4 separate regions of the Mus musculus genome follow, and regions 1, 2 and 4 are each linked to region 3. The links are chromatin loops, found by intact Hi-C in ENCODE. Cell type or tissue: gastrocnemius. All regions are shown on one strand.

Evidence for each region. Peaks named below come from ENCODE experiments on the same cell type or tissue, not always from the same donor. Only the 100,000 strongest peaks of a DNase experiment are listed, where the experiment ranks them.
Region 1: a loop joins it to region 3, with 3 times the contacts of the local background. A loop is called at or near these places in 5 of 42 quality-filtered maps.
Region 2: it touches region 3 in a loop (3-fold over the local background); 2 of 42 quality-filtered maps call a loop at or near these places.
Region 4: it touches region 3 in a loop (2.8-fold over the local background); 9 of 42 quality-filtered maps call a loop at or near these places.

Annotation. Positions count from the first base shown.
Region 1 is chr19:61,060,798-61,068,797 of GRCm38, forward strand. It overlaps Grk5 (G protein-coupled receptor kinase 5), which reads left to right. Exons shown (of 16, transcript NM_018869.3): 5 at 7,751-7,851. It also overlaps a transcript of Zfp950 not described here. Among named protein-coding and RNA genes, the nearest start is that of Gm22520, 51 kb to the left of the region's middle. In gastrocnemius, CTCF peaks have their summits at 3,777 and 4,444; DNase peaks (open chromatin) are centred at 3,787 and 4,378; H3K27ac peaks cover 624 bases.
Region 2 is chr19:60,834,143-60,842,142 of GRCm38, forward strand. It overlaps Dennd10 (DENN domain containing 10), which reads left to right. Exons shown (of 9, transcript NM_026437.4): 9 at 684-2,093. The coding sequence ends at 860. Sfxn4 (sideroflexin 4) reads right to left here. Exons shown (of 14, transcript NM_053198.4): 13 at 7,977-8,000; 14 at 3,135-4,908. The coding sequence ends at 4,831. Among named protein-coding and RNA genes, the nearest start is that of Sfxn4, 23 kb to the right of the region's middle. In gastrocnemius, a CTCF peak has its summit at 3,757 (motif pointing right); a DNase peak (open chromatin) is centred at 3,749.
Region 3 is chr19:60,884,775-60,892,774 of GRCm38, forward strand. Grk5 (G protein-coupled receptor kinase 5) reads left to right here and starts at 4,975. Exons shown (of 16, transcript NM_018869.3): 1 at 4,975-5,857. The coding sequence starts at 5,806. In gastrocnemius, CTCF peaks have their summits at 4,935 and 7,585 (motif pointing left); DNase peaks (open chromatin) are centred at 4,561, 4,974, 5,392, 6,452 and 1 more place; H3K4me3 peaks cover 3,793 bases; H3K27ac peaks cover 5,234 bases.
Region 4 is chr19:60,941,785-60,949,784 of GRCm38, forward strand. All of the region lies in intron 1 of Grk5 (G protein-coupled receptor kinase 5), which reads left to right. Among named protein-coding and RNA genes, the nearest start is that of Grk5, 56 kb to the left of the region's middle. In gastrocnemius, no CTCF peak of the experiment used is centred here; a DNase peak (open chromatin) is centred at 4,213; H3K27ac peaks cover 6,263 bases.

The sequences.
Region 1 (8,000 bases), 180 kb after region 3:
TGTTCTTGCCATAAACTGGATATGACCCAGTGTGGAGGGTGCTTCGCTCATGGCTGTACTGATTTCTTTCTCCCCAGTGACCCAGAAAACAAAACCTTTCTTTCTCCTTTGATCTGTTCTTGTTTGGGGCTTGTGGATCCTATCTCCTGCCTGGCCACAGACAGAGAGGAACTGCCCCAGACAGACTTAAGGGCAGGCGGCAGCAGCTCTAACACATGGCTCTAAGGTTTTGATTAAAAAGGTGAAAGAATGCTGTATTTTCTTCCTGTCAGCCAGGCCTTAAATCGGCCCTCAAGCAAGGAAATGCTCTCCATGGGCTGCAGTCCAGTGACTTTCCCTTTGTGTTCTGGTTGTGGTTGGACAGCATGTGCAGTTTTGAGCCACGAGCCAGATTGGAATAATTCCTCATCTTATGCTCCTACCATTTTCTGCTCTCCTCACCCAGTTCTTCAGGTCTGGAAAGTGGTAAGGTGGTATCTTCCAGCTGCTCAATGGGGAAATTATTAGAAAGCTGGAGGCAGGGGATCCCCCAATATCATCAAATGAACCCATAAGAGACACAGTAGTACTTGGACTGGGTTGCAAAGTACCTGGACCCAAGAAATGTATCCTAAAAGCAGTACTCCCTAATCTTCACCCCCAAGTATCTGCCTGAAATTCACCCTGACCTTCCATTTAGTTCTGACTGAAACAAATGGCTCAGTTTGTTATTAAAGCAGATGACCAGATGACCCCATGAGGATACTTCTGGTGTCCCAAGAGGGGATTCTTTTTTCCAAAAATGTGATGTCAAACTTGGAACCTAGGACCTTGCAGGTGCTAGGCAAGTACCCTTCCACTGAGTGACTCCTAAATCTAACATGCATGTGTACATACCATTATTTAGCAAGTATATTGAGTACCTCCTGTGTTCTGAACCTCATCCATTTGTTTCAGCAAGCAGAGTGGATAGATCCCAGGTTTGGAGTTGAGGTTCACCTGAATCAAGTGTCAAGTCCACCATTTCCTGAATATTTGGTCTCGTATGAAACTTATGGAATATGCCATTTTGGGAGACTGGAGTAAAACTAACCTGCTTTCCCCCCCCCCCAGCTCTCAACGTCTCAGCAACGTCTATGACCCTGGAACCATGGATTCTGATTTATACATTGTCCTTTCCAAGAGCAGCAGAAGTATAATGGGTAGGAAACTTATAGGGAGGACTCAGCACATGGTGGCCTCTGCTCGGCCAACAGCTGTCAAGCCAGCCCTTCCCCCTATTGCCCACAGACACTGCCTCCAACCCTGGATCCTGTTTAGGAGCCTGATTCCCACTCCTTCCCCACTCCTGCAGCCAGTCTTCCTGTAGCTAATGCAAATCTCTTCATGTCAAGGGGCATTCAGGATACAGTTGTGGGAGTGTCCGTTGTTTGTTCTCCTCTCTGAGAAGCAATGAGGAGCCCCAAAAACAGCTGCCTCCATTCTTGTCCAGAAGGTCAACTACTCTTGTTTAGAAGGAAGGGGACCCCTAGGACCCCTTTGTTTCAGAGTCTTGCCTTTCTGCTGCTCTGCTTATCTTGAGAAAACTGGAAGATTATTGCAAATAGTTTACATGGGGAATGTCAGCTGCCCACATATGAAAATATACACATCATTAAGACCTAAGTACTTGTGTCTGGAGATAGAGTGGACAGTCTCCTGCACTGACCTTTTGTCTAGTAGCAGAATTACTTCTAATGAGCATTGAGCTCCTCAGAGGATGCTTCCATATTTGAAGCAAAACATATGCTGGATATTAGCTTTTTTTTGTCTGAATGTATGTCTGTTCATATGCTCATGCATGCACTATATATGATGTGACATACCATACAAGCAGCATTCATTAAAATTATTCATGCATAATCTACCATGCCTCCTTTTCCAATGTCCATAGGCCTTCTGACAAGGCTTGCTCTTCAAGGCCACAGTCACATTCTTACATACTACCTAGGAAGGAGTTTGGCATCCTTCATATCATGCTGCTATTTAGGGATAGGGCTCTCTGACCAAAGTTTTAAAATTTAGTTTTTAAAACTCAGCTGTGTGACCTTGGGCAAATTACTTAAGCTCTAATCTGTTTTTGCATCTGTAAACTAGATATGCCAACAATAAAACTTGCCCTGAGGGAGTTATACAAGATCACACTGTGCCTAGCCCCTATACCTGACATGTTAAAGTGTTCATCATGCAGCCACCATAAGGACAACGATCATGGCAGTTATCACTGGGAGGTAGGATTAAGTGGAAAGGTCCGAGTTGCTCAGGCTTTTTGGCTGTGGGTCTCTGAAGCCTCTCTTGAGTCATGGGTACCATGATGGGTGAGAAGAGTTTTTTCCATGGGAACAAGCAAGGGCCCAGTGGCTTGAAGTCCATTGCACTGGCCAAGGAACTGGGAGAAAGGCCAGAAGAGGAAGCAGGTCTAGAAGGGTATTTTAGGAACAACTCTAAGAAGGTTCATTCCTTGGTCTTAAAGGCAGTGAGGATCATAGATTGTTGTATTTAAGAAAACTCCTTTGAGAGCTGGAGAGATGGCTCAGCAGTTAAGAGCACCGACTGTTCTTCCAGAGGTCCTGAGTTCAATTCCCAGAAACCACATGGTGGCTCACAACCATCTGTAATGGGATCTGATGCCCTCTTCTTGTGTGTCTGAAGAGAGCAGTAGTGTACTCATATACATAAAAATAAATAAATCTTAAAAAAAAAAAAAGAAAAGAAAACTCCTTTGAGGGCTTTGATGTAAAACTTAGGGTAAGTGATTAGCAGGAATCTAGGAGGGGCCTCCTGTGAGGGGCTTCTGGAAAGCAGAGTGGTAAGATGGAGGTGGAAATAGACAACCTGGTTTTGAGTGGAGCTCATAAGGTCAAATTGTGTCTTCCCATGGAACTAGATCAGAACCTATGAGGGTCAAGTCCACAGCCTGCATGGACACCCCTTAGCTCTACCACAAGCAAACATTAGGACCCTGGGGGTCTTTTCTCTCTTTTTCTATACCAGTTTGCCATGGTAGATTGAAAAGTGAGCTCCCTTTGAGGGTTCTTTCTAAACTTTTCACCCCTTTTTAGGGTGCGTATTTCTAAGATGGCTCAGAGTAGGGCAGAGGATTATTGATGACCACTGAGGATATGAGGTAGTGGGGTAGTCTGAAGATCCCAGAACACTTGTTTGTGTATGATCTTTCCACTTTGAATTATTGAAACAAGAAACTTTGATGGAGGGACAAGGTTTTGGTGATGAGAGCCGTAGACATTTGGGCCTTCTCTGCTGCACAGTTCTCTCTCCTTTCTATGCCCCTTCCTTCCTTCCTTCCTTCCTTCCTTCCTTCCTCCCTCCCTCCCTCCCTCCCTCCCTTCCTTCCTCTCTCCCTCTCCCTCTCCCTCTCCTCCTCCTCCTACCCCCCCCTCTCAGATGACACAATTGAGGTCATCAGTAGCTCCATTTTTAAGGATGTCCTCTGTAGACTAAAGACTGCAGTCTGCACCTGCCCATGATTCCTTTTCTCTGTCTGTTTTCTGACTGGTCTCACTGTGTAACCTCAGGCCTTCACCTCTTCATTCAGCAAATCCTCTTATCTCCCTTAAGGTCTAGCTTTTATCTTAAACCACTTAAAGTTCCCTTCCCAAATTGATCAGTTATTTTTCCCTTTTGCTGTTACAGTAAAGGCCACACTGGTAGTGTGAAAGTGGTCTATGATTATTGTATCAGGCCTCCCCACCCTTGAGGATAGAAAGCTGGCCCTGTGGCCTCTCCCTTTTATTGGGAAGCAGTACTGGAGGGACTCAATAGCACCGCCTCGTGTGTCAACTGTTAGACTGCTGGTGTTGGCTCAATAGGTAAAAGTGGGGCTGGGCTTGACTGCTAGCTGCCCTTGGGTTTGGATCTGTCTCTTTGTAAGGTCACCAACAGTGGGCATGTGAGTGTCAGCAGAGGCCTTAGGTGCGTGTATGTGGTGGTGGTGGTGGTGGTGGTGGTGGTGGTGGTGGTGGTGGTGGTGGTGGTGATGAGCTACATGTTTCTTGATTAAGTGCTGAGTAAAATTCTAGCTGTAGCCATATCCCAGAACAAACCTATGCCTTCCTTTCTATTCTCCTCATCAGCCTGCCTCAGTTCCCAAAATTTCCAGGCTTACTTCTGTTATGAGTTAAGCACTGAAGGTTCTGTGACATCACAGGCAGGGCTCTGGAGAGCCAAGCATTACACAGTACTGTTCTCGGGACACTGGGATGGGAGAAGTTGTAACTTTCCACAAACACTCAGCCTCCAACCCACCCCCAACCAAGCATGTACTCATTCCAGATCTGTTGCTTTACCTACACAGCTTCAGGGTTCCCCAACTCTCATCCAATCAAACCTCTTCCTCAACCATTTCCTCTACACATTCCAAGGCCTGTTGTCCCTGCATCATGCATGACTGACCACTAGTGCCACAATTGAGCATTGCATTGGCTGTGTTCCTAGTTGCCATGTTGAAGCTTAGGGTCACAGAGTGGATGTCATGGGAGGTAATGACAAAAGGGAGGAAAAAGGCCTAGACATAAATGAAGGGACAAGGCCATCCATTGTCAGGGGCCTGCCCTGCTTCAGAAAGGAATAGTTTTTCTCTGCATGGGAGTGCCTAGGAAAACTCTTATATGATTTTCTTTCTCTTTCTGACTGGAGAGGTATGTCCTGATAATCTTAAGCTTTGGGAACTGATAGAGTCCCCAAGAACAAGAAGAGGAAGCCTCAGGAAGAGTAATGGACAGAGCAGAAAAGTCAGTGAGGAACACTGCCCAGGAGAGTGGCACACAGACCTGGCATTTTCTGAGTCTTCTGGCAGGCCCAGGTGTCCAGTATAGGCCTGTCCCTTCTTATTGGCAAATCTCATTCCTTGGAGTAACTGGAAAGAGGATTCAGTCTCTTCATATTGAACCAAAAGCTGAATTTAAAGCTATAGTTTCTAAGCCAAGACATTATTATGTTTCTTATTCAAAGCCAATATTCTACATCTTCCCTGCCAGGGCTCTTTGCTTGTAGGCAGCCAACCCCAAATATGAGGATTGCCTGATATGTGCACAGATGGGTCACCTCCAAACTTATGCTGGTCCTTTTGTCCTTGAGAACCCTGTCAGTTGCCCTCATCTACAGATAAAGGATGAAGAGGGATAAAGAGGCCTCAGTCTACTATTTTGTCTCTGACTTAATCTTCTCAAATTTTCCCAGATGAACTTATAGGCTGGTGGCAGACCTTACAGTATTTTGCTTTCTACACTGGCAGAGCCTCCAAGGGCTGAGATTATACTGGGAGATGGAGCAGGGGACCAGGTGACCATTATTATTACTTTCAGTCAGATCTCAACCAAGCATAGTCCATCCTAGGTTCAAATTCCTTCTTTACCATTTCTTGGCTGAATGATCTTGGTAAAATTACTTAACCTTTCTGAACTTTCATATTCTGCAAGGTAGATGATTGTACTGGCTAGTTTTGTGTCAACTTGACACAGCTGGAGTTATCACAGAGAAAGGAGCTTCAGTTGAGGAAATGCCTCCATGAGATCCAACTGTAAGGCATTTTCTCAGTTAGTGATCAAGGGGGAAAGGCCCCTTGTGGGTGGGACCATCTCTGGGCTGGTAGTCTTGGATTCTATAAGAGAGCAGGCTGAGCAAGCCAGTGGAAGCAAGCTAGTAAGGAACATCTCTCCATGACTTCTGCATTAGCTCCTGCTTCCTGACCTGCTTGAGTTCCAGTCCTGACTTCCTTGGTGATGAACAGCAGTATGGAAGTGTAACCTGAATAAACCCTTTCCTCCCCAACTTGCTTCTTGGTCAGGATGTTTGTGCAGGAATAGAAACCCTGACTAAGACAATGACATAATAGTTCCTACCTCACAAAGTCACAGTATAGATTAAATAAAGTAATGTGTGTCAGAAGTTCCATTATTCATTTATTGACCAGGGTTGGGTTTTAGTGTATATAAAACATTGCTAGAGGTTTGTGGGGTTTTTTTTTTCTTTTTTTTATTGCTTTCCAATGTTAGCTCCATAAGTAAATTTCATTTGTAAGTAAAGAAAAGTCAGGGGCTAAGAAAATGTAAAGGCCATCGAGTTATGGTTTTAGTTCATTTTGTATATTGTATGTAACCTAGGGACATTGGGGCTTTTCTGATAGGGTGTCACCTTAAAGTATGGCATTTGTATGTCTAACTGGAGAATAGCACTTGAGGTCAAGACCACACTGACTTTATTTACCATTCCCATGCCAGCTGTCAGTTGATAAGGAATAAGCTGGGTGAAAAACAAATGGACCCTGGCAGAAGTGCACCTAGTACAGACAGTTTGGCAACTTGGGCCCCTCCTGAGTAAAGCTAAAATGGCTCCCTTCTTCCCCACAGCTCCTACACTCGGCATCTCTATGCTGTCTTTGCTGACTCACACTGGATCAAGACCATACCCTTTCACCTCAATGATGGACACTTATGGAGTGTGCAGCCATCTACCAGGCATACCTCCACTGCCCTATCCCACCCCCAATTCCAAATGGCCTACCAGTCTGCCTCCTTAGGCAGATTTGCCTACAGATAGTGGCTTGTCCTCCTGTCTCATTGCCTGCAGTTATTGTCTCTGAAGAGACTAAACTGCCAGAAGCCTCCAACCTAATTTATATGCTTCTTAGGGGGAAACTTTTAAAAATTCATCAGTGCCCAAAGTTCAAAGCAGACTTGAGCATCTCTGAAGTACCTCCCACCTTCCAGAGAGAGAGAGAGATGTAGCCACAGGATGGCAAGGTCAGAGGTTAAAAGCAACACAAGTCCCTGGTTGTGGTATAAGGGCTGGCAGGAGACTAAACATTTCTGCAGGACACAGTTGTAGGTTTTTAGAACAGAGAAGAGGATAGAAGTGGACCAGGCAGGGTACACATAAAGCAGAGGGAACTGCCACCTCTTAAGACAGTTCATGGTGGAAAATGTACTCTAGCTGGAACTTAGTGAAATAGCTTTGCAGCCACACCATAGGCCATCTTCACCAGAGTTATAGCCAACTGAGGAGGTAATCCTCAAGGGGGATGAGCCCACACAAGAGGGCAGGGCAGGGAAAGAAGGAATGGATTTCAGCATTTGAAACCCTGAGGAATAGAAAGTGAACCATGACCTTTATTCAAGAGTGATTTGCCAGCTGCTACTGCCCCTCCCACTTTCCCCAGGATCATCTCCCTGTAGGCACTGCCTCATGGACCTTAGCAAGTCTTCCAGCCCTATAACTACATCTCTGTAGCAGGGAGGGAAAGCATAATTTCATAATTCACACTACATCGTTTGGATTTTTTCAAAAATTTTCTCTAATGTATTAAAATCCCACCTTGGCATCCACCTGGTGAGTCTAGTCCTAGGAGCATCTATCAAGAATGCATGGCAGGGAGATGGGTGAAACTGGAGAAACCAGACTTTGAGATGCTAAGTGACTTCCATAATGTTACATGGCTAGAAATTTCACACTAAGTCTGAGTTCATTCACTGCCATCTAGTCTAATAACCCCACTACAACCACACTGAACACTGCTCATGTATCCTACGTGTGTGTGTGTGTGTGTGTGTGTGTGTAGGGGACAGGGGCCGACAGGGCAGGTGACCATATGCAGGGACAGGTAGCTACATCTTTCTACCATCACCTGGTATCTTTATCTTTTACCCTGCATCTATGGAGCAATTCCAGCTACCCTGTCCCTTCCTTCTCACTAATAATCATTTCCTTCTTCCAGTCCCCAGTCTTCATTGCCCAAGTTGGACAGGACCTGGTCTCCCAGACAGAGAAGAAGCTCCTGCAGAGCCCCTGCAAAGAACTCTTCTCTGCTTGTGCTCAGTAAGTGTTCTACCATCATGCATTGCCCACCTGGGCAAGAGCCCTGGCTACCTGGGCTCTGTTTGCACAGACTTTTGACTACCTGGGCTGGCCCTTACCTACCTGGGCAGACTCCCACCTACATAGACAAATCATGGCTACTTGGGAAG
Region 2 (8,000 bases), 51 kb before region 3:
TTTTTGAAACAGGTTCACTCTGTACCCCTGGTGGCCTGGAACTCACTGTACAGACCAGATTGACCTTGAACACATCTACCTGCCTCTACCTCCCATGGGATCAAAGTCATGTGCCACCATGCCTGGCCTCCACAATGATTACTCATAGTATCAATGCATATGCTTTAAAATGACTAAAATGATTGTAAACAGATCTGTGACACTGATTTCCTAAGTTATTTTGATTTAAGAATTTATGCGCCGGGTGTGGTGGCGCATGCCTTTAATCCCAGCACTCGGGAGGCAGAGGCAGGTGGATCTCTGAGTTTGAGGCCAGCCTGGTCTACAAAGTGAGTTCCAGGACAGCCAGGGCTATACAAAGAAACCCTGTCTCGAAAAACCAAAAAAAAAAAAAAAAAGAATTTATGAGAGATGGACATAGTGGTGAATGACTTTAACCCCGAATCTTGGGAGGTAGAGGCAGGCAGATGTCTTGAGTTTAAGGCCAGCCTGGTCTACAAAGTGAGTTCCAGGACAGCCAGAGAAACCCCGTCTTAGGAAAAAGGAAAACAAACAAAAAACCCCAAACAAACAAACAAACAAACAAAAAAACCCATGAAGTTAGTCTAATAGGAGAACCCTAGGAAATAACTATTCATATTCTTAGATACTAACATACTGTGTATTTACCTGTTCTATTAAAGGACATTGCCCTAAAAACAAAAGAAATCTTCACTCACCTGGCACCATTCTCAGAAGTGTCTGATGATGGGGGAAAAGTCATCCTCAATGTTGAGGCACTGAAGCAGCAGCGATTTCCACCCGCAACAGAAAACTTCCTGTATCATCTAGCAGCAGCTGAACAAATGCTGAAGGTCTGACTGTTCTCAACATCTTGCTGCGACCCCTACAGAACTTCCCTTTTATTCCTAGTACCCATTGACATTATACACTATTGGAATTATAGGAATGTTCTATTTTTAATGACTTATTTCCAAATAGTGAGATCTTAGGTGAGAGCACATAAAAACAATTGTGATTTTTCTCCCTGCCAATTTGATCCAGTGCTGGACAGTGTTTTAATTTTAATTACTGTCCTAATGGTAGGAGCCACACAGATCGCACATGCTAGCCTTCATTGTTCATTCCTATTTAGTCTTACTGTAGCCATAAACTTAATGGTTTATTTTCAGAAAGCTGCCTCAAAGTTTGCTTTTTATTCTTCTAGAAAAAAACTTGAATTCCTCATGAGAGAGTATACTTTTTGAGCCTAACTGCTATGTTTTCTGCAGAATTGTCTAGAAGGTCATTCAAGAGATACTACAGTTGCACTTTCTTGTGGAAAAAAAAAATGTTTTGGGCCTTTGAAACTTTTGCCTATATTATGTGGGTTATTCATAGACTTTTATACTTGAGTAGACAAATCCAACAACCCTTATACTGCCCTAGATATAAGCATTTAATAAACATCCACCATTAGAACTCTTGGACTAATTGCTGCTAGCAGTGTCTTTGGAAAAGAGGCCAGTCCCCAACAAGGAAACCCCTTTTAAATGTAAACATGTATAAGAAAAAAATACCTTTACTGTTTTTATTTGCAGTGTTGGAGCTAGAACCTGGGGCCTTGCATATGCAAGGCATTGCTTTCCCACTAAACTAAACCCCCAGCCCATAATGCTTTCATATATTGGTAAAGGAACATGAGAATCAAATTGCCAAGGCCAAAACTAGACAGTGTCTTCCAGTGACTGCAGTAAAGGAATTTGGCCACATCATCAGGACACTGTTATTAGCCTCTCTTAATTTGAGATCTTAAAATTACCAAATAAGCACAAATGTCTCAATTATGCATTCCTTATGTCTACTCACATTAACTATGAAAGGCCACCTTTCTTCAGTATAGTTGCAGAGCATTCAAACCTTACCAGGAAACATATTTGCAAAAATGTTATCTAAGTTGGGTATTTTTTTTTTAAATCTTATTGTTAGACATTTAAGTAAAAATAAAAAAATAGCCTTTCCCTCTTGTCCTTGGGTAAAAACAGGGAGGACTTGACATACTTTGTTTACTGGAGCTAACAACTAATGATTAAATTTGCACTTTATAAAAAGAACTACTTGATGTCTTTTCATTTTCTCCCTTATCTCGAAGTATTGTTAACATTACAAACTTATGATCAATAGAAACATTTTGATAAAGCTTTAAGTAGTAAGTAGTAAGGCAGTCTTCCACGTGGAGACTTTGCTCATCTTATGGTTTCTTGATTTATGTGTATGAGTATTTTGCCTCCATGTATGTACATGCATCACTGTATATCTAGTGCTCATGGCAGTCAGAAGGCACTAGCTTTCTTGGGGCTGGAGTTACAGATGGTTATGAACCAATATGTGGGTGCCAGGAACTAAACCCGAGTTCTCTGCAAGAATAAGTGTTCTTAACTCCTGAGTCATCTCTTTATCTCCTACCTTTTATTTTTTTATTTTCATTATTATTTTTATTTTTTTATGTATGTGAGTACTGTCTTTAGACACACCAGAATAGGGCATCAAATCCCATTACAGATGGTTGTGAGCCATCATGTGGTCATGAACTCAGGACCTCTGGAAAAGCAGACAGTGTTCTAACCATCTCTCCAGCCCCTACCTTTTATTTTTATTTTTTTCACCTTTTATTTTTTGAGACAGGATCTCACTATGTAGTTCTGTCTGGTCTGGAACTTGCTACATAGACCAAGCTGGCCTCAAACTCTTAGAAATCTGCCCATTTCCTGGGTGCTGGGATTGTAGATATGGCCACCATACATTCCTTATTCTCCTGATCTTGTCCACACACACATTTTCTAAAACTTATTTGTATATATGTGTGCCTTTGTATATGCCACATGTTTGGGTACTGCATCCTCCTGGAGCTGGAGACACAGGAGTTGACATCTGGCTACATGGGTGCTGGGAAATGAGTCCACAACCTCTGCAAGAGCAGCAAGCACACTCAAACGCTGAGCCATTTTTCTAGCCCATGATTCTCTACCTTTAATTCTGTGTAGTGTCCACCTATGGCTGCACTGAGCTACTTGGTAGGTCATTGTTTCTAATTTTGACTCTTTGGACTGCTGTGATACTTTTTTAAAACCAAATTTTGAAGCAACTGTCCTGTAGACACCTTTGGTGAGTTTAATGTGAAAATATCACAATAACCAAACAATATGCATCTTCTCTAAAGACAGTCTGCTACGAAATAGGACCAGGCAACAGGTCTTGAGGTAGTGTGGCCGGGAGCAGGTCTGATAAGAGAAATGGGGTGCTATGGAAACCAGTGGAAGGGGTACCTCACTCAATACTGTGAGCTCTCTAGGCCTCCAGAGAAGAAACGGTTGCAGTAAAAAAACAGAAAAGCCCACAAACTAATGTGAGGAACCAGATGTTAGGTTCTGTGGGACATAGAAGGGGATGACAAGAGATGAATAAGATAGAGGTTTTCTAAGGGTGTTAAGAATCAGAACTTTGGGGCTGGTGAGATGGCTCAGTGGGTAAGAGCACCCAACTGCTCTTCCAAAGGTCTGGAGTTCAAATCCCAGCAACCACATGGTGGCTCACAACCATCTGACTCCCTCTTCTGGAGTGTCTAAAGACAGCTACAGTGTACTTACATATAATAAATAAATAAATCTGAAAAAAAAAAGAAGCAGAACTTTGTCTCCAGACAGAAGCAGGAGGTTTCAGAGAGCAGCCAGAGCAAGGCAAAAAGCCACAAGACAATGCCAGCAGGGGGTGCTATTGCACTGAGCTGAAGCAGCACCTGAAGCCTTGGGTTCTTAACACATGAAATTATGCCTGTCTGGGATAAGAGGTTGAGTGACATAGCTGGGTAAATGATGTCACCATTACCCAAGGTTACTAGGGAGCTGAGATAAGGCATGGTTGACTCAACCATGAGTCCCGTGGGGGCATCCAAAGAGCCAAGTACACTGTAGCAACTGGTTGGGGTATGAGGGCCTGGCAGAATGGTAGTCCAGCCTTGGATGGGGCTTAGGTGAGAGCCATCTCAGCAGAATGTAGGCTGTGACCAACACAGAAAAACCCTGTCTTGAAGAAGGGACTGGGGAAGAAGGAGGAAGAATCGGAAGGAAGGAAGGAAGGAAGGAAGGAAGGAAGGAAGGAAGGAAGGAAGGAAGGAAGGAAGGAAGGAAGGAAGGAAGAAGAAATTTTGGCTAGGAAGTATGGTTTGTTTGTTTGTTTGTTTGTTTGTTAAGGCAGTTTCAATGCTCCTGGGAGTAGTCTATAGAGAGAAGTAAGCCAGAGATGCCCCAGTGACTACAGAGCAAGGCCCAGAGGAAGGGAGATGGGGATCCCTAAGAGAGTTGACTATATATAGACCTGGACTGGTATTGAGCAGGAAGCTGTTGTTGGCTAGGGGCCTCAGTTATTCTAGAAATAGAAGTATCAGGGTCCTTTCAACAGAAACCAGGGAAGTAGACAGAATGCTTGCAGTGTGGGATCAGATAAAATAAGTAGGGAAACAGGACTACTTAGGGACTAGAAGCCTTAATGAGCTCACCAGAGTTTTGTATCTATCTGGAGGCTATCAGTGTAGTGTTTGTACCCCAGATAAGGTATACCTTTTGATGATTTCTTTCAAGTATTCAACTCCAGACAGGTTTATTCACAGGGTCACATTATCCTTCCCCGGGCTGACTCTTACTTCATCTCAGCAGTCCCCTGGGTGCTGCTCTTCTTTTGGTTAGACTCAGGCACTGAAGCCAGCTTGCTGCACAAGTGTTGCTGGGAACCCTGAGGACCATGGCAGTGCTCTTTAAGGGGCCAAAGATTTCCAAACAGGAGATAAACTTGTTCCTATACCCCTCTGTAATAGAAGAGTTCCTTTTCTTCTGTAGAAGATTGAATCTTCTCTTCAAGCTGACTGCACTGGATCTGAAAGACAAGGTCACATTCTTCAAAATTCATGCTTAAATGCCTCAAGCCAAGTTTTAAAAAACTCTGAAAGCACCCATTTTTTTACACCTTTTCCAATGATATCTAATTGATTACAAGAAGTACCATTTCTTAGAACTTTTAAATTGAAATTTTCAAATACAAAGAGACTATAATAAGCTCTTGTATAATCATCACTCAGCAATAGCTATGAAGAATCTGCTGATCTGATTTTCTGGAGCAATTTCCACATCTGTAAGTGTAGTGGGGTTTCCCCCTTTTTGGTTTTTGGGACAGGATCTTGAACTTAGTCTATTCCTGCATCAACCTCTAAAATACTGTCAATACAAGAATACACCTGGTTCCTTGAGCATTTCACCTACAAATTCTCCACTACAGATACTACAGATGGTCAAGTCTGGTACCATGTACACAGGAAGGAATGTTATCACATCCCAGCAAATGTTAGCAGTGGACTCCTCTAACAGCCAGTGTCTATTTCCAGTCTTGCAAGGTTGGATGTACTAATTAACTGATGGCAAGCAGAGGACCTCTGAAGGAATAGGCTCCCTTTTCCTTGACGTTCTAGAAATGTACTACAGGGATATCTGAGGAGATGCTGGACCCCTTGCAGCCCTATATATACCATTAGCACAAGACTGCCATTGAATCATCACTACCCACCTAGAGTCAACAAGCACCTACTTCAAGGTCTGGTGAATCTTTGAGGCAATGCAGAGACAAACCCTACTTCCTGCCCCTGCTTTGCCCTCTGAGATTCATATGTCTGGCAAGGCTCCTGTATGACCCCTTCAAGCCTACTGCCTGCTTCCTCAGCCTGGTGATGCAGTGCTAACTTTGGTCTCTACATCCTGCCAGATGATCCTGTGGGGTCATGCTGTCCATTCCTCCTACCTGTTCTTCCACTGGGAACTAGTTCTTTTAATTCCATTTCTGCCTGTGCAATCCCAGCCATTTCCAGAGGCTTCCTTCTCCAGAAAGCCTTTCTTGGTTCTAGCCCCTCTGTCGTTTATTATCTGTCACGAGACAGTAATTTCCATATGTTATATTACCTTTCCTGCAAGAGCATATACAGATTCTATCATTGATCTTACGGTCTGTCTTCTTCCACATCTCAGCCGCCTTTTTGTTATTAAATTTGTGTTCATTTATTTTATTTGTGTGTGTATATATCTGTGTACAAACTTGTGGGTGTATATGCCATGGTACAAGTAGAGAGGATAACCTTCAGGACTGTGAGCTGAGTTTTATTTTATTTATTTATTTATTTATTTATTTATTTATTTATTTATTTATTTATTTATTTATTTATAGAGATGTATCTATTTATTATATGTAAGTACACTGTAGCTGTCTTCAGACACACCAGACGAGGGGGGTCAGATCTCATTACGGGTAGCTGTGAGCCACCATGTGGTTGCTAGGATTTGAACTCAGGACCTTCAGAAGAGCAGTCAGTGCTCTTAACCGCTGAGCCATCTCTCTAGCCCGTGAGCTGAGTTTTAAACAGGCACAAAACACAACTCTAAAGCAGTAATTCTTGGCACAGACACTGTCTTCAACTTCAACTTCTTTCAACAGACAAGGAAACGAGAAAACTGACCAACATGATAGAGGAGCTAGGAAATGTTAACACATAGAAAACATAAGTATTGTATTGCTCTACACAATGAATTATCTGTGGAACTATCTTCCCTAATACATCGTCCATAAGCTAGCTATATGTGAGTACATACATTAAAATTAGAAGGTTTGTGGGCTAGAATGATAGCTCAGTAGTAGAGCACTTGTCTAACACATGTAACACCCTAGGTACAGTTTCCACCACTGAAGAATAGTAATAAAAGTCAGTATCTTAGTCACACACTAAGGACTCGGCAGCCACATGTGGCCAGTGTTTGCCATACTGGGTCAGCACACAGAGCACAGCATCACTACAGGAAGACCCACTGCATAAAGCATGGCTACACAGCTTTGTAGAGTATCTAAAAGCTCTTGAGTGTCTTTCAAAGATTTGTTTGTTTGTTGACTGGCTGATTTATTCATAATCTTTGGAGGAAGGTCTCATGCAGCTCAGACTGGCCTCAAACTCACTATAACAAAGGGTAGCCTTGGGCTTCTGACTCTCCTGCTTCCAAAGCCCTGGGATTACAGGTATATGTCACCATGCATAGCTTACGTGCTGCTGGGGATCAAACTCAGGGCCTTGTGATGCTAGGAAAGCACTTTACTAACTGCTACATCCTCAGCTCACAACGTTTTTAGTTTGTTTTTTTCAGTATTTATTTATTTTGTATGTATGGGTATTTTTGCCTGTACATACACCTGTGTACCATGTATATACAATGCCTGTGGAGGTCAGAAGATGTGTGATTGCCCTGGGACTGGAATTACAGATGGTTATGAGACAACATATAGTTGCTGTGATCCAAATCTGGGTCCTCGCAAGAGCAGAAAGTGGTCTTAATTGCTGAGGCAATATCTCCAGTCCCAGTTTTTTTAGTTTCTGAGACAGGGACTTGCTATGAAGGCTAAGCTGTCCATAAACTTAAAATCCTCTACATCAACCTCCTGAGAGTTAGGATTACAGGTTGTGCCACCACGAAACCTGATGTGCTGCTAGCTACCATGTGGCTGCTGGGAATGGAATCTAAGACCTCACTCAGCAAGTGCAGTAAATCTACTATTGTTGTTGTTGGTCAAGATAGGGTTTCTCTGTGTAGTCTTGGCCATCATGGAACTCATTCTGTAGACCAGGCTGGCCTCATGGGCCATCACTAAAGCCCTAACTTTGTAGTTTTTAAAATAAAATTACTTCTTTGTTTTTATTGTTTGTTTTTGTTTTAAGACAGGGTTTCTCTGTATAGCCCTAGAACTTGCTCTGTAGATCATGCTGGCATCAAACTCAGAGATTCCCCTGACTTTGCCTCCTAAGGGATGGGATTAAAGGTGTGCATCACTACCACCTGACTAAAATTACTTCTTTTACTACAAACATGAAATAAAAACCCAGTTTCTCATCTGTGGGAAAGCAGTGGGGTCCTTACCTGTCCAATCTGTGGAAACATGCT
Region 3 (8,000 bases):
ATGTACACACAATAAATGTAAAAACAATCAAGACAGAGCAGTAGCCATATTTTTTATGCTACATCTATCTATATTGTTTTTTTTCCCCCAAGACAGGGTTTCTCTGTATTGCCCTAGCTGTCCTGGAACTCACTTTGTAGACCAGGCTGGCCTCGACCTCAGAAATCTGCCTGCTTCTGCCTCCCAAGTACTGGGATCAAAGGCGTGTGCCACCACGCCCGGCTTATATCTATCTGTTAAAGAGTTCTTGGTACTATGAGTAACAAGTGGACTGTCTTGGTGGGACTAAGTCCTGTCTGATGCTGATCATTAAAAGGTAATCCTTTGATAGATGTTGGTCATAAAATGAGTCAGGGTGATGGCTTAGATTCTTATCTACATTAATAGAAATATCACCCTTTAAAAAAAAGTAATTACTGGAGGAAAGCACATTTTTATTTCCTGCTCTGATTCTAAAAGTATAGAGTTAAGGGTTATGCTTCTACTGTGTAGTACACGTATTTTGTCTCCACCTAAATTGTATTGGTTGTCTAACACTTAATGAGACAAAAAAGTGTTCAACTTTCTATAAACCACTTGGTGGTAAGGCTCTTGTGTTTCTCTCAGGCTGAAAATTGAGTTAAAATCAGATTATCTTGTTCCCTAGTTAAAGTTGGGTGAATGATAGAACTACTTGCAAAAGATAGCTCAGAAGACGGAGGTCCAGAGAGCTGGAATTCTGGAGAGAGATTGGCTTTGGTTTTCTAGAAAATACAGATGTCTCTATAACATTGGATCCAGAGACCAGTGTGGCCTCACTCTTCCCCTTTAAACACTGATCTCACAGGGAGGTTGAGATTCGGATAGTTACCTAGCATGATCTAACTAATATTCCTTATGCCTCCGAGAGGGTAGAACTTATTTATATTGATGCTCCTTACACTTTTACACTTGGATTCTTTTTTGTATGTTTGCTTTCCTAGACAGGGTTTATCTGTGTAGCTCTGGCTATCCTGGAACCCATACTGTAGATCAGGCTGCCCCGATCTCACAGAGACCATCTGCCTTTGCCTCCTGAGTGCTGAGATTAAAGGCATGTGTGCTACCACTGCCTGGCTCAACTGGCTCCTTTTTGTCCAAGAAATCTTTAGGTAACATGGGTATAAAAGCATTTAAAATTTATATTTACTGATAGAAGCCATAAAGAAATCTCTTATTTATGTTCCAAAGCTGTTATTGATTAATATGACATTATTTGTCAATTTAAGAACTTGTAGGGAGAAGTCTTCAAGATTATCCTGGGCTACACAATGAGTTCAAGACCAACTTGAGCTACATGAGACCCTGTCTCCAGAAATAATAACAAAACACAAAACATAAAAACAAACCTCAAACAAAATGTCACAATGAAACTCATACTCTGTATAATTAATAACAAATGATAATAAAAAGGCCAGCCTACTTCAAAGAAAGGAATTAATAGAAAAACACAATGTGATACACAATGGCAACATTTTAAATGTGAAACTTGGTGACCATCGGTCCTTTCAGAGTAGGAGGGGTGTTTAATGGGAAGCCTTGGATTTCCAAGTCCTTTTCAATTCACTTATCTTTCTTGGAATTGTCATGATGCTTGAGACCACTTCTTCCTTCACTGGCAGAGTCCTCTGTATATATTTCTACAATTGATGTTATTTTCTCCACCGGTGAATTGAGCCAATCCAAGACTGATGAAAATATATACAAACACAGGTTTATTGGGTAAATTCACTGGGCCCAAGAAAAGAGGCCAGGGAAGTCTCTATGGGGAGGGAGACAGAGAGTGATTTGAGAGAAAGTGCAGGTGCAGAGAGAAGGAAAAAGTGGGGAGAGAGACCAAAATGTCTGTATTATATCTAGAAGAGCCCTTGGGGGAAGGGTAGTCCAGTCTAGGGTAGAAGGTGGAGTATGCCAGCTAGGAACTGAAGGATGCTGGGAGAACATGGTGGCTAGGTCTGCTTTGGTATGTAAAAATATGCACCTCAGCTGTTTGTTCTGGGGGTCTGAAACCCAACAATTGCTCTGATTCCAGTGTTTGTAGCCCACTTACTTTCTTGCTGGTGGTAATGGAAGTTGCCTGTACTCCTGCAATACTTGGCAAATTAAACATTGAACAAAGAGACAAGAGAAAAAAAAAGGAATATTTCTATTTCCAGCACCTTCAGCTGCAAGCTGAGAGGCCAAAAAGGTCAGTAGGATTCAGAAAGCCAGTGTAATGACTGAGGAACGAATGTACACTTTAGAATGACGATAGACTGTGGTCGTCCAGAATAGTAGATGTCGGTTTATAAACACTCTGACCCAACAGCTTTTATCCATGGGAGATAGAGGTGCCTCTGGAAGAGACCCTGGTTTTTTGTTTGTTTGTTTTTTCCTTTTCCTTTTTAGCTTTGAGGATCCAGTGTGTAGCTTGTCAGCTTTTGTCTTTCTCATTATTGCATACTCACAGGATCCTCATTTTGATTTCCATACTTGCTCTCAGTTGGCTGTCAACAATTCCCTAATTAGTTATTGATACTTAATTGATGACTCTTCCTCAAAACAAACTCATTTTTCACAGGGGACCGTGAATTATTATTGTAGCTAATTGAAAAGAATGAAATGATCACAGTGGAATTATGGATGGAAATAGAAAATGCCCTAAAATCTTAACCATTTAGTCAACTGTCTGCTTTTCCTTACAAGTTCACTGTGGCAACAAAACAAAATTTCAGAACCATGGCATCCAATCTGTACCAGGCAGAGATCAGTGAATGAACTCTCTGATCTATCTGCCAGGCTCAAATCCTAGGATTTATTTATTTATAGACAGGGTTTCTCTGTGTAGCCCTGGTTGTCCTGGAACTCACTCTGTAGACCAGGCTGGCCTTGAAGTCAGAGGTCTTCCTGCCTCTGCCTCCCAAGCACTGGGACTAAAGGTATGCATCTCCATTGCTAGGACTTTTACTTACTAGTGTGTAACCCCAGGAAAATAATAAAACCTCTTCTTATCTACAAAATACAGCTATATTTCCTATCTCATCCGGACGTTGTGTTCAAGTTGATAATCCATGTCAAACAGCACAGGCCTGGTTCCCCACTGGGGTTGAATAAATGCTATCATTGTTCCATTCTTGCACTGGAATGTCCTAATTTCCTCAGAGAGGCACAGATAACTTGACCTACAACCATTTATTTTGTAGGAAAGATGTATCACCCTGTAGTGGAGAGAGAACTGTTCAAGCTAAGACCCACTTGCTGTATCTGTTGGGCCTTATTCTGGATCTGCATATCTCTGTAAAATGGAGAAAGGCAGGCCTTTACAGAGAGGCAAACAAGCATGCTTCTATCTACCAGAGAGGAAAACTACTGCTGACTCGGGTTGGGGCTGGATATTAGAAAATAGAGTGGTATGAGTTACAGTCAACAGAGCTTTGCTACTCAAGAGGGTGGTGTGTTTCCTCACAGAAATTTCAGGATCTGCCCTAGATCTACATCTGCATTTTAATCAGAATCTGCATTGTTAAAAATCTTTAGGACTGGTAAACACAGGAAGTTTGTAACCAGGTCAAACTTAATCATTAAAAAAAATGTTATGGAACTCCAACAGTGGTGTCCCAGCACTTGGGAGGCAGACACAGGCAGATCTCTTTGAGTTTGAGGCCAGTTTCATCCACAGAGCTAGTTCCAGGACAGCAAGGGCTACACAAGGAAATTTTATCAAAAAAGGAAACAAAACAAAAATGTTTTGGAGATGAAATATTATGGCTTAGTGTTTAACAGCACTCACTGCTCTTACAGAGGACCCAGGCAGCAGAATCAGGAACTATAGGCCAGCCTGGGTTTTATGAATCCCTGTTTCAAAAAAAAAAAAAAAGTGGGAAAAAATGGTGAAAAAAGTCAATAAACGGGCTGGAGAGATGGCTCAGTGGTTAAGAGCACTGACTGCTCTTCTGAAGGTCCTGAATTCAAGTCCCAGCAACCACATGGTGGCTCACAACCATCCATAAGGAGATGAGATGTGACACCCTCTTCTGATGTGTCTGAAGACAGCTAAAGTGTACTTACATATAACTTTCTTTTTGAGAGAGATTCCTTCATCACACGTTGGGGCTCTGGGAATGAGAGTCTGTAGTAAAGTCTAAGTTTAGATTGCTTAGAACAGTAGTAATTCCTGTGCTGTCAGGTGCTCAAGTTGTTTGCTCAACTCTCTGTCTTCTGACAAGCAAACTTAACTCTTCTTGTAGACAAGTGAGGCCCACTGATCCAAGTCCAGACACTAGGCAAGTGGTGGTGGCAGATATACCCACTAGGAAAAAGACTATCACTAACTGTTAGAACCAGCACTAGTCTGGTAACCACACTTAAAACACCATTAGCTCCAATGCTTAATGACTGTTTTCCATTTCTCTAGGCCCCTCCCTATTTCCTGGCTGCTCTGGGGACAGCCGGCTTTTCCTTCTCTTGGACACAGAAGCCTCAGACTAGTTTCAGAACGGATATCCGGCCCGAAAGGCCCAGAGGAGGCAAAGGCCTCATTGTTCCCTGGGACCTGGCAGCCCCGCCCCCAGCTCTTAGGACTCTCCTCGAAAGACTCCAGGTGACCGGACAGCTAATTTCCCAGCATTAGAAGTTTTGGGGAAAGAGGAGCTGGGACCAGATCTGGAGTCCGAGGTTCTGAAAGTGTAAGGAGCCAAGTGCTCCAAGATAAACAAGCCTGGAATTTGAATGCCTTTTCATGCTGGCTTGGCTTGTTACTCATCAACATTTCCACAGAAGATTCGATTTCTTATGTGTTTTTAGTAATTCGACTACAATATGTTTGGTTATAATGAAAATCTTGGGGTTTTGGGCTCCCGGGCTTGCAAAGTGAAGCTGCTCTGTGCGTGGGGATCCCGAGAGTCCCAGGCGCCTGCCTTCTGGTTCCCATAGACGCGCCGTCGCCAGGGGGCGCGCATACTTCGTGCCTAGAGATCAGCGGCCGCCAGGTCGCCCCGGGCTGGCCGAACCCCTTGCTGCCCGGAAACAAAGTGCACCTTTGTCAGAGACCTGGCGCGTGTGAGCGGCAGACGGCGGGCCGCGCGGAACCCCAGGAGCGCGCCTTCGCTCGGGTCTCAGCTCACTCCTGGGCCTCCCACAGCAGCGTTCTGCCGCCTTGGCTTGTGCTTTCCGCTTTCTCGGATCTTGGCGGGACAGGAAAGGGACTCTGCGCTCCAGGAGTGGGGGTTTCGTTTTGGCTGAGTCGTTTTTGACTCCTGCCGGCGAGGCTGGGCCGCCTGGGCTCAGCGCCATACCGGCAGCAGTCCTGCTCCACAGTCCCGGTGCAATAGAGCCCTCGCCCCGTCAGACGCGGGACTACAATTCCCAGCACTCCTCGCGTTCAGAGCGCGCGGTGGGAGTTGCCTCCGGGCAGACGCCTGCGCGCTGCAGCGGCTCGAGCCTGGAGTACCACACCCCCGGGAGGGGAACGAGGGGAGGCTGAAGCATCCGAAGCATTAAAGCATCCGAGGGAGCCGGAGGGGAGGAGAATGGAGTGACAGAGACGCGCGGAGGGTGGGGGGTGGGGGGGAAAGTGTTGAGGGAGGGGGGAGGGGGGACACAGAGGGAGGAAGAAGCGGCGGCGGCGTCTCTTCGGTGCAGAGGGGGAAACTCCGCGGGCTCCGAGAAAGAATAATGCGGTAGCAGGCAGGCTGCTTGCTCTGGGGTTTGGCAGCAGCGGCGGCAGCTCGAGCAGTGGCAGCGGCAGCGGCATCACCCCAGACGCTGACAGCACAGCCGGCCGGCTCCCTCGCTGACTGCCGACTGTCAATGGAGCTGGAAAACATCGTGGCCAACACGGTCTTGCTGAAAGCCCGGGAAGGTAAGCTCGGGTGGTCCGGTGCGTGCACGGCGCGTTTGCCGCGGGCCGGGGTGCGGGTGTCGGGTGACAAGCGGGCGTGCAGGATGCTCACAGTGAGTTGGTGCGAGTGGTACAGCTTGGAGATCTGTCTGCAAATATTGAGAGACTTCTGAGCCTTGGGCTCAGAAGATAGGGACCGGGGCAAAGACAGTTGCAGGGACGAGTTAAGATGCTAAAATATCCTCTAGTTTCCAACTGAACCTTAGAAATCGTTCGATCTCCGCAGCTGTTGAAAGGGCAGTTGGAAAAGCATTCTTTTAGGAGATAGAAGCAAGAAAACGTGCCAATAAAACAGTCTTTAGAGTTGGCCCGGGATGGTTTTAAGAATGTGAAAAAACTCTCTCCTCTCTCTCTTTCTCCTCTCTCCTCTGTCTCTTCTCTTTCTCCTCTCCTCTGTTTCTTCTCTTCCAATCCTCTTCTCTCTCTCTCTCTCTCTCTCTCTCTCTCTCTCTCTCTCTCTCTCTCTCTCTCTCTCTCTCTCTCTCTCTCTCTCTCGTGTATGTGTGTGTGTGTGTGTGTGTGTGTGTGTGTGTGTGTGTGTTGTGGGATTGGAATTAGCAAAAACCAAGTCTTTGCTTGCGCAGGCTGAGTTGATAAAGACTATTGGTGGAAATCATCCTCTGGGAAATTTTCTTAGGGAAATCCCGTCGTTGTGTGGAAGGAAGCCTTTTAAAGGCAAAGTAAGATGTTGAGGAATTAGCCAGTTTATAGAATAATGAAAGGGCGGCTTTACAAGTCACTGAGAAAATAATTTAAATTTTTTTAGGGTGGATTGTTGTTATTAACCACCCCAGCTCCCACCCTGAGGTAGATAAGGCTTAGTTATAGACAAGTGTGCTGCTGTGTTTTGTATGCATCTCACTAAATTTCTGCATTTAGCTGTCAGGAATAGGTAAGATCCTTAGTAATACCCAGTACCAGGCATTTTGATTTTTGATTTTTGATTTGAAAAAGTATTTGGGGTGACAGAAACTTCGATGTCCAAAAAGGTTTGTGTTACATGAATGTAAACATACATATTTAGGAAAACTTGGAATTTATGTAACATCGCATTTGCCAAGATTTGGATTCTGGTGTGCAACCATTCTATAAGAAGGGGGAGGGTTTGTTGTTGTTGTTGTTGTTTTCCTGTCCTGGGAGAAAATTGTATTTGATATCCAGGGCAGACAGAGTAAGTTTTTTCCCTTCAGAAGGATTCTCTGCAAGTAGCCCGGGAAAATGCCATCCCTACTTCATAATGTTTTCATTCAGCCACTTTGATGAATGAAGGAAGATTTTCTGGCCAGCAATAAAACAACTCATGTTTATCCAGCCCATTCCACCACCTTGTGGCTCAGTACATGGTGTGTGGTGGTATACAACCCACCTTGTGCTATATTTCAGCAACTCATCTTGACACTTTGAGGTCACTTGTCATCCTAAAACAGCCACCTGGAAGGCTTGTTTTGGAAGTCCCCAAAGGAGGAAATGCTCTGAAATCTGAGTAGAGTTTCAGATATTTAGGTCTCCCTCCTCTACTGCCCTTTCCCCTAACTTATTTAGAGGTGGGACTAAAGTTTTTGTCCCCTCACCTCCACTAACCTGATATTTTTAGTGAAGTAATACTAGGTGTAGAGTAGGCAGTTCTTCACTGGGATGGGGACAGTGTCTGGAGGTGAAGAAGAAAGCTCCTGCCTGCAAGCTTTGCAGCCTGCCACCTAGTGGTGGGACACAATGGTACATCTCAGGACTCCAGGTTGGGCAAATTGTCTATTAATTCTAAAATTATTTCTTGGGAAATCTCTGGGTATGATTCTATGGGAATCTCTGGGCATGGAGGCCTTTGTATGTTCCACTGATTTATTCTGTTTCCCGGGAGTTAGCTCCTTTGGATTCTCTATGCTATACATTTATTTATTCCCTCAGCACTGACTTCTTTGCGAATGTTTCACTTAGAGTTAGAAAGTTTTCCCCATCTCCAGTTATTATCTCCACTGTTTTTACTGAATACTGGCTGGTATTTTTGTTTATCGGGTTAGTATATAGGTTTTTCCGGAGTCTTAGAGAGGAAAGCTGTGGACTAGAAGTATAAGTGGAATGATGGACTCCCATTGGGGCCAAATTA
Region 4 (8,000 bases), 57 kb after region 3:
CAGGTTTAATTAAGAGACCCTGTCTCAAAAATAAAGTGTATGCCTGTACATGTAGTTCATTTGCACACACATATATGCATACACACAACCACACAAGCATATCACAAGACTGCTTTAGAGACCATATCTTGTAAAGGAAAGGCTTGGGGCAGGATCTTTGGTGGGAGTGGAGGCTGGCTACCTCTGCTGATGTTCAGGAGGCATCAGCGGTTGATTGATGGATTTTTGTACTCTTGACCCCTTGCTGCCCGGGCCTCCTTTCAGTGGAGTTATTCCACTTTATCCTTTTCCTGATTCACAACCAAAAGTGTCCTAGTGAGCAGGAATATGGATTTGATGCCTCCACTTTCAGTTCCTGGTTCATGAATTGGAGCATTGGTTAGGGTTGTGGTTGAGAAAAATGCAGTATCTCCCAGAAGCCTCTGGGAGTCTTCTATGGTGAAAAGGGATTCCCAGGTGCTGGGTGTTTGAGTTCCAGGTGGTACTTTGTCTTGTGAGTGTAGGCAGGTACACATGCATTTTCAAGGACACAGTAATTTCCAGATAGCTAAAAACACGGACCCTTTGTAGGGCTTCCAGGAAAAAGTAGGACGTTCAGGAAGCTAGACACCTAATAGAAAATCTTATGGCTTCTTTAACTGGACATTGAGTTTCTTCCAGCTTCCTTTAACTTAGACCAAACCATGGTAGGAGAGGATGAAGTACATGTGTTGAAATGGCTCTCCTGTAATTCTCAGTAATTTGGGGAGCTACTTTTACAGTCACTTAGTGTCTTGAGTTGGAGGGTCCCAAAGGCCATTGTGGCCAGTGAGCCCATTGTAAAGGAAGGAGAAATGGAGGGAGCAGGAGACTATGACTCATTTAAGGTCATGGTCTTCAGTCATCTATTGATGTCCAAGAAAGGTTGGTCTCCTCTGCCCACCTTTCCTTTGCAGACAGTAAATTGTGACGTGTTTAGATAGTTACTTTTTTGTTTTTGAGGTAGTGTCTCAGGGAGCCCAGAAAGGCCTTGAACTCTCCACCTAGCGGAAGATGACTTTGAACTTCTAACCCTTCTTTACAAACATGTGCTGTCATACAGTTTTTGTAAATTTATAGCCTGTTCAGTCTGTATGTATGTATTACTTAGTTGTATGTATGTTTTCAGGGCTGATCATTTGGCACTGAATAACCAATTGCTGTACTCTTCTCTGGGAAAGACCATTTCTCTTGAGCCCAGCTTTCCTCAGTTGTCTAATGTTCTTTATGTGGGGTTAAGGACTTACAGGCTTTCTCATGTCCAGTTTGGCATGTCCATTGGTGTCATTCTTGTTCAGCTCATGTTTGGGCAGTCATGTTGGTGAGACTATCTGGGTGTAGCTTCTGTTCCTAGAAGATACAATCTTTTTTTTTTTTATCATAAGGAGTTGGTTTATTTGTTTGTTTTTTCCATGTTAAGAGTGTTTTTACTTTTTTTTCCCATTTTTATTAGGTATTTAGCTCATTTACATTTCCAATGCTATACCAAAAGTCCCCCATACCCACCCATCCCCACTCCCCTACCCACCCACTCCCCCTTTTTGGCCCTGGCGTTCCCCTGTACTGGGGCATATAAAGTTTGCGTGTCCAATGGGCCTCTCTTTTCAGTGATGGCCGACTAGGCCATCTTTTGATACATATGCAGCTAGAGTCAAGAGCTCCAGGGTACTGGTTAGTTCATAATGTTGTTCCACCTATAGGGTTGCAGATCCCTTTAGCTCCTTGGGTACTTTCTCTAGCTCCTCCATTGGGAGCCCTGTGATCCATCCATTAGCTGACTGTGAGCATCCACTTCTGTGTTTGCTAGGCGCCGGCATAGTCTCAAAAGAGACAGCTACATCTGGGTCCTTACAGCAAAATCTTGCTAGTGTATGCAATGGTGTCAGCGTTTGGATGCTGATTATGGGGTGGATCCCTGGATATGGCAGTCTCTACATGGTCCATCCTTTCATCTCAGCTCCAAACTTTGTCTCTGTAACTCCTTCCATGGGTGTTTTGTTCCCACTTCTAAGGAGGGGCATAGTGTCCACACTTCAGTCTTCATTTTTCTTGAGTTTTAGAAGATACAATCTTATAGCAAGCTTCCTTATCCTGTGTCTCTTAATCTTTCTACCACCCCTTTGCAATGTTCCCTGAAACTTAGGTGTAAGAATTTGTAGATATGCATTGGGATAGGACTTCACAATTCTGCATTTTGACTGATTGTGGTTTTCAGTAATGATCTCTGTTACAAATAGTTTCTTTAAAGAGAGGTGAAGATTACAGTTATATGTGTATTTAAGGACAAATGTTTATAGATTGTTGATAGGGATTATGCTAGTTTAGTAAATGAGAGGTTGTAGCTAACCATAACCATGATTTCACTAGCATTGAGTAGGTAGCTAGGTTTCTAGTACTAGACATAGTTTCCCTCTTGTTGACTATGTCTTAAGTCTGTTTCCTTTCACCTCACTCAACATTTGAGCATGGCCCATGTTCCTGTGCTGGCTCTTTTAGGATTCTGAGTGCTAATCTACTGTTTATTTGTTTTTTTTTAAATCTCTTTCCAGTTGAAAGACATTTGGATTGTTTCCAACTTTTTGGTGATTATGAATAAAACTGTTATAAACATTGCAAACATTTTAACTGGGTAAATACCTAGGAGTAGGATGCTTGATTGGTTAGTAGGTGGATGTTTAACTTTGGAAGGAACTTTTCAAGCTGTTTCTTTGGGAGTGGTACAGTCTGCATGCCCATCAGCGATGCATGAAATATATCTCTTATTATCTTCCTGTTCCCAAAACTGAGCAGAACCAACTTGTATTTGGTTATTTAATTGCAAGTACACAGATACATTCTGCCTATCATACCTGTTTTAGTTTGGGTTTCCTAGAATGGGGATTCAGAGACAGTCATTTGTATGTAAGTACTGTATTTGGAGGCACTATCCCAGGAAATACAGCAGGGCACTGGAGAGTCACAGAAGATAGAATGCTAGTAAAAGGGGTATAATCAGATTCTATAACCTTTTGTGTAACTGTAACTTTATTTTGGTAACTGAGAAATAACCTCAGTCTTCTCCCAACCTACGGCCCATGGAGTTGGGTCTGTGGAAACCAGTCCTCACTGTTAGCTAAGACTGCTGTGGGGGTGTCATTCATTCCTTGGCACACCCGTGTAAGGGAGGGATGGCTTTGTCAACTAGTCATGGTCGAAGGGCGTTTGCTAGTCTGACTCAGGTGTGGCAGGATAGGCCCTTTCCCTAGGTACCGGATGGTTACCTTCACCTGCGGCTCTCTACGTTTCCTCTTTCATTGTGGCTCTGCTTACTGGTGGTATTTTCTCATCATTTCTACTTGTTATGTGACCCACCCCATGCTTCCCCTGCTGCTCAATTGACTTTTTCCCATGACTTTTCTCAAGGAAGAAATCAGTGGATGGTAGTCCTTGCTCTTGGCAGAGCTGTCAGTTGATGTCACCTGAAGCCATAATGGACCATTGGCTGGACCAGGGAGCTATGTCATAGAGCTAAGAACAGTGATGTGTCAATAGTATCTTTAAAGATGGTTTAAAAAATGTTCTGTATCTACCCTGATTGTTATGGAAGCAAACACCAGGTAGCTATAATTACAGGTATTTGGAATATGGCACCAAGGAACTGAATTTTGATAGAATTGCCAGAAAGTAAGGGAAAGAAAGATTTATAGTTATTAAAAAAATTTTTTTGAGGCAGTTTCACTCTTGAATGTTAGATATTCCACCCTACAAGCAATGTGCTACCAGGCTTGGGTCAACTTTTCTAACTTAAGAGATTTAATTGCCCGTAGTCAAGGATGATGTTAAATTTCTTGGATCAGGATCTTTTCTTTCTAACTCTCCCCAAATTTTTAATCAAATGGGTGAATTACTGTGGGTCTTTTCCCTTTTCTTCTTGGGCATTGTGAAAGAGAAGACAGATGGCAGGAGGGAGGTAAGTCATGGAGAGAGGCTCATAGCATTACTCTCAAAATTGACAGGCCTGCGGAGCCTCTGTAATGCTGTCACAATGAGCTGCTTTCATGCTGCCTCCTGTACTCCCCATGAGCACCTGCGTCTTGTTTCTGTGTCAATTCACAGCCTGATTTTCCTCAAGTCCAGCAAGATGACTGCCATTAGGTAGGGTAGAAGTGACAGGAACTCAACTCCAGCTGGCTTCAGTAAACAAACAACTCTAGGGAATTTGGCTCCTGCTTAGTTGTGGGTGGGGCTAGTGGTATCATGGGTTGTCTTTGGTTTCCCTTCCTTGTCCTGAGAGCTCCTGGCTCTGCTTCTCTGAAATATTGGCCTCTTTCCCTCCCACCCAACTTTCCCCATCATGGAAAAGATGGCCAGCTGCTGTGTGTCCTTAACCCTTGACCTTGGATTGCAGCCTCTGGGGTTGTGAGCCACAACTTCCTGTTCTTTAAACTCTCTGACTGTAGAGCTTTGTCAGGGCAGTGCTGGTGACTCAGGCAGCTGAGAGGTGACCAACACCACCATAGGAGCGCCTGGGTTCTGCTGAGTTACAAGTGTGGGGCCCCTGGTCCATCAGATAGTTGTAACGCCAGCAGATACAATTTTGAGGTTCTTTAAGGATTTCTTGCCCCTCAGTGAGATTCAGACCACCTGGAGAGAAGACAGTTCTGATTGTTTTAGGGAAGTTTATTTGAGGAGGATGTGTGGCTCTAAACAGTCTAATTTCTTTTTGGGAGTTCTGGGGGTGTAGGTTAAGGCATGGTCTCATGCAACTCAGGCTGGCCCTTGTATACTGCAAAGGATGACTTTGGATTCCTGATCTTCTTGTCTTCATCTCCCAAGTGCAGGGATTACACAAGGCCTGATTCACAAGTCGTCTGTTTTTCCCCTCTTTGTTAAAAACAATGGTGGTTGTTTTTTTGAAGTAGTGCCCTTCCAATTCTCAGCTGCTCTCCAGTGAGCTTTTCCTTCCCTTTCATGACTTGCATGTTTTTCAGGGTGAGGAAGTTAAAGAGCAAATCTGGAGAGTTGGCCAGGGCAGCACACTAGATTTCTGGCCTTGGAACTGGGGCAAGAGGCAGGAAAGGTGGAGTCTGAATAGACTGAGAGAAGCCTACACGACTTGCTTGATGGGGGAACAGCTATTCTCCCACAGGCTGCAGATGTGGTGGGAGGAAATGATGAAAGAGCTGTGGGCTGGGGAGATGCTATGAGGCGTAGATGCAGTGTATCAGGCTAGGGGCTGGGACTGTAGCTGTGGGACAGGCTATACCTTAGTCTCTCTCTCTCTCTCTCTCTCTCTCTCTCTCTCTCTCTCTCTCTCTCTCTCTCTCTCTCTTTTCAAGACAGGGTTTCTCTGTGTAGCCCTGGCTGGCCTGGAACTCACTCTGTAGACCAGGCTGGCCTGGAACTGGAACTCAGAAATCCACCTTAGGCTTTTTCTCATGGCCAGGTAAGTGATTCCTGTGCTGGGTCCAGCAGCCTTACTCTGGTTTATAGTCTTGGTTCTACAGCAAATGGACTGAGTGACTACTATCTATAATGTTTTCCACAAAATGAAGGGGTCAGGTTATATGACCTTTGAGAGTGTTTGAAAGCAATGAATTGACTGGGGCTCCTACCTGCTCAGCCACTTGTACTTCTCAACCCACTACCCAGCCAAGTCCTAAATCTGAGGTATCATCTGGGACATGGTGCTCCTCACCTATAATGCTAGTAGAGGCAGGAAGATTAGGAGTTCAAGGTCATTTCCTGCTATATAGTGAGTTGGAGGCTGTCTTAGGGTTTTATTGCTGTGACAGATACCATGACCACAGCAAATCTTATAAAGGAAAAAGCATCATGGTAGGAAGCATGGAGTTATGCACGCAGAAATGGTGCTGGAAGTAGCTGAGAGTTCTACATCCAGATCAGCAGGCAGCAAGCACGAATGGAGCAACCAGGTCTGGCTTGGGCTTCTGAAACCCCAAAGCCCACTTAACTTCCAGTGACACACTTCCTCCAACAAGGTCACACTTCTCAATTCTGCCACTCCCTGTGAGCATATGTGGGCCATTTCCATTCAAATCACCAGAAGCCTATGTGGGCTAAAAAGACCTTGTCCCTAAGACAAACCAACAAAACCAACATCAAAAAAAACAAAAACAAAAAACAAAAAACAAAAAAAAAACAAAAACAAAAAAACCTGAGGTGCTATTTCATAGAATGTGGTCCCGAAGAAACTGGGGACAAATGACTCACTGAGATACAGATACTGGTTCTGAAAATACCTGTTATAGAGTCCTGGCTCCTTTCAACACGCTTCACCTCTGCCCCCTACCCTAAACCTCTCCAGCCCCTGAGCTTTGCTTACCTTCCTTCCCTCAGCTCTTTTTTTTTTAAAGATGTATTTATTTATTTTATGTATATGAGTTCACTGTAGCTGTACTGATGGTTGTGAGCCATCGTGTGGTTTCTGGGATTTGAACTCAGGACCTTCGGAAAAACAGTCAGTGCTCTTAACTGCTGAGCCATCTCTTCTGCCCTTCCCTCAACTTCTTATTCCTATATAATCTAGCCATTTTGGACACACTCTTTCTTGATTCTCTACCTTCTTGGTCTTTTGTCTCCCTCTTTTTTTTTCTCTTCCTCTCTCACTCATCCACTTCTCTCTTCTCATGGCCAGTCTGTTCTACTGGCCATGTTCAGTTTTAGTCTTCTGGATGCCTCAGACTATTCTCTTTCTCATATCTATAATAAAAACATTTCCCTCAGCCATACCTAGGAGTGGTCATATCCTCATTTTTATTCAAAGCTGACTTGATTTTGCAGACCTGAGGGAGAAACTGAATTTATTTATTTATTTATTTATTTATTTATTTATTTATTTATTTATTTATTTATTTCCTTACTTACTTGTTGCTAGTACTGATTACAGTTGCCTCATTTTTATTCAAAGCTGACTTGATTTTGCAGACCTGAGGGAGAAACTGAATTTATTTATTTATTTATTTATTTATTTATTTATTTATTTATTTCCTTACTTACTTGTTGCTAGTACTGATTACAGTTGAATGGCCTCTCTGAGACCTTGCAAAGTTTTAGACCCATGGGGATGTCTCATGGTAGCAAAGATATGTGGCATTCTCTCAGTCTTTCTTCCTTATAGTCTTTTATGCTTGTCCTGCACCCCTGTATGCCACCAGGTATTTTTTGTCAGCAGTATTTGTTCCATCATAGGGGGAGTTTTTGCAGGAAATTAGATGACTTGACACATGCTTCCCATTATTGAGGTGTTAATGCATGTGGCCTCTTCTCTCACAATTAGAGTGGCTTTACAGAACAACAAACAATGGTGGTGCAGTTTCCTGTGGGAGGGAAGAATGGGTGCAGGTGGGTGGCCAGAGCCATGGTCCCCAGGGAAGTGGTTTCCTGAGAGCATCCTGAGCCCTGATTCCTGAGGTGGGGTAGTGACACGTGTTTTCAGCTTTGTCATGAGCTGCTGTTCTAGAGGCTTCCCATGGGCTAGCCCTGTTCAGATGGCATTTTGCTTTTACTTCTGGAGAAGCTGTCAGGCTAGCAGGAACTGCCAATTCTGCTCTCTAGATCTCTTGCCCTAGCCTGGATTATTGACTACCTGCTGCCCTAGGTCAGCCTCCCTTAGGCTAGCCTCCTGGCTTCTCTGTTCTGCCATTAGCCTTTGAGATCTTTGAATGTACTCAAACCACCCCCACCCCCTTGTCATTTGATTGCTTACTGACCTGCAGGGGTTGACACAAACATTCCCTTTCAGGACTTTTACACTGGCTTTCTGAGTATCCCAGCCTCTTTATTCTGCCTTCTGGTCTAATACTCAATTCCACATGGTATATCTTCCCACTAATTCCCCAATTATCAAATAAGCTGGGTTATTTGCTGCTGATTGTATCTTACTTCACACTGCCCACAGCCTTCTTTAGTGAAGATCTTCAAATGCCAGGTATTCTGATATGTGAGTTGGCTAAGTCTCTTAAGAGATTTCAGCAGTTTCT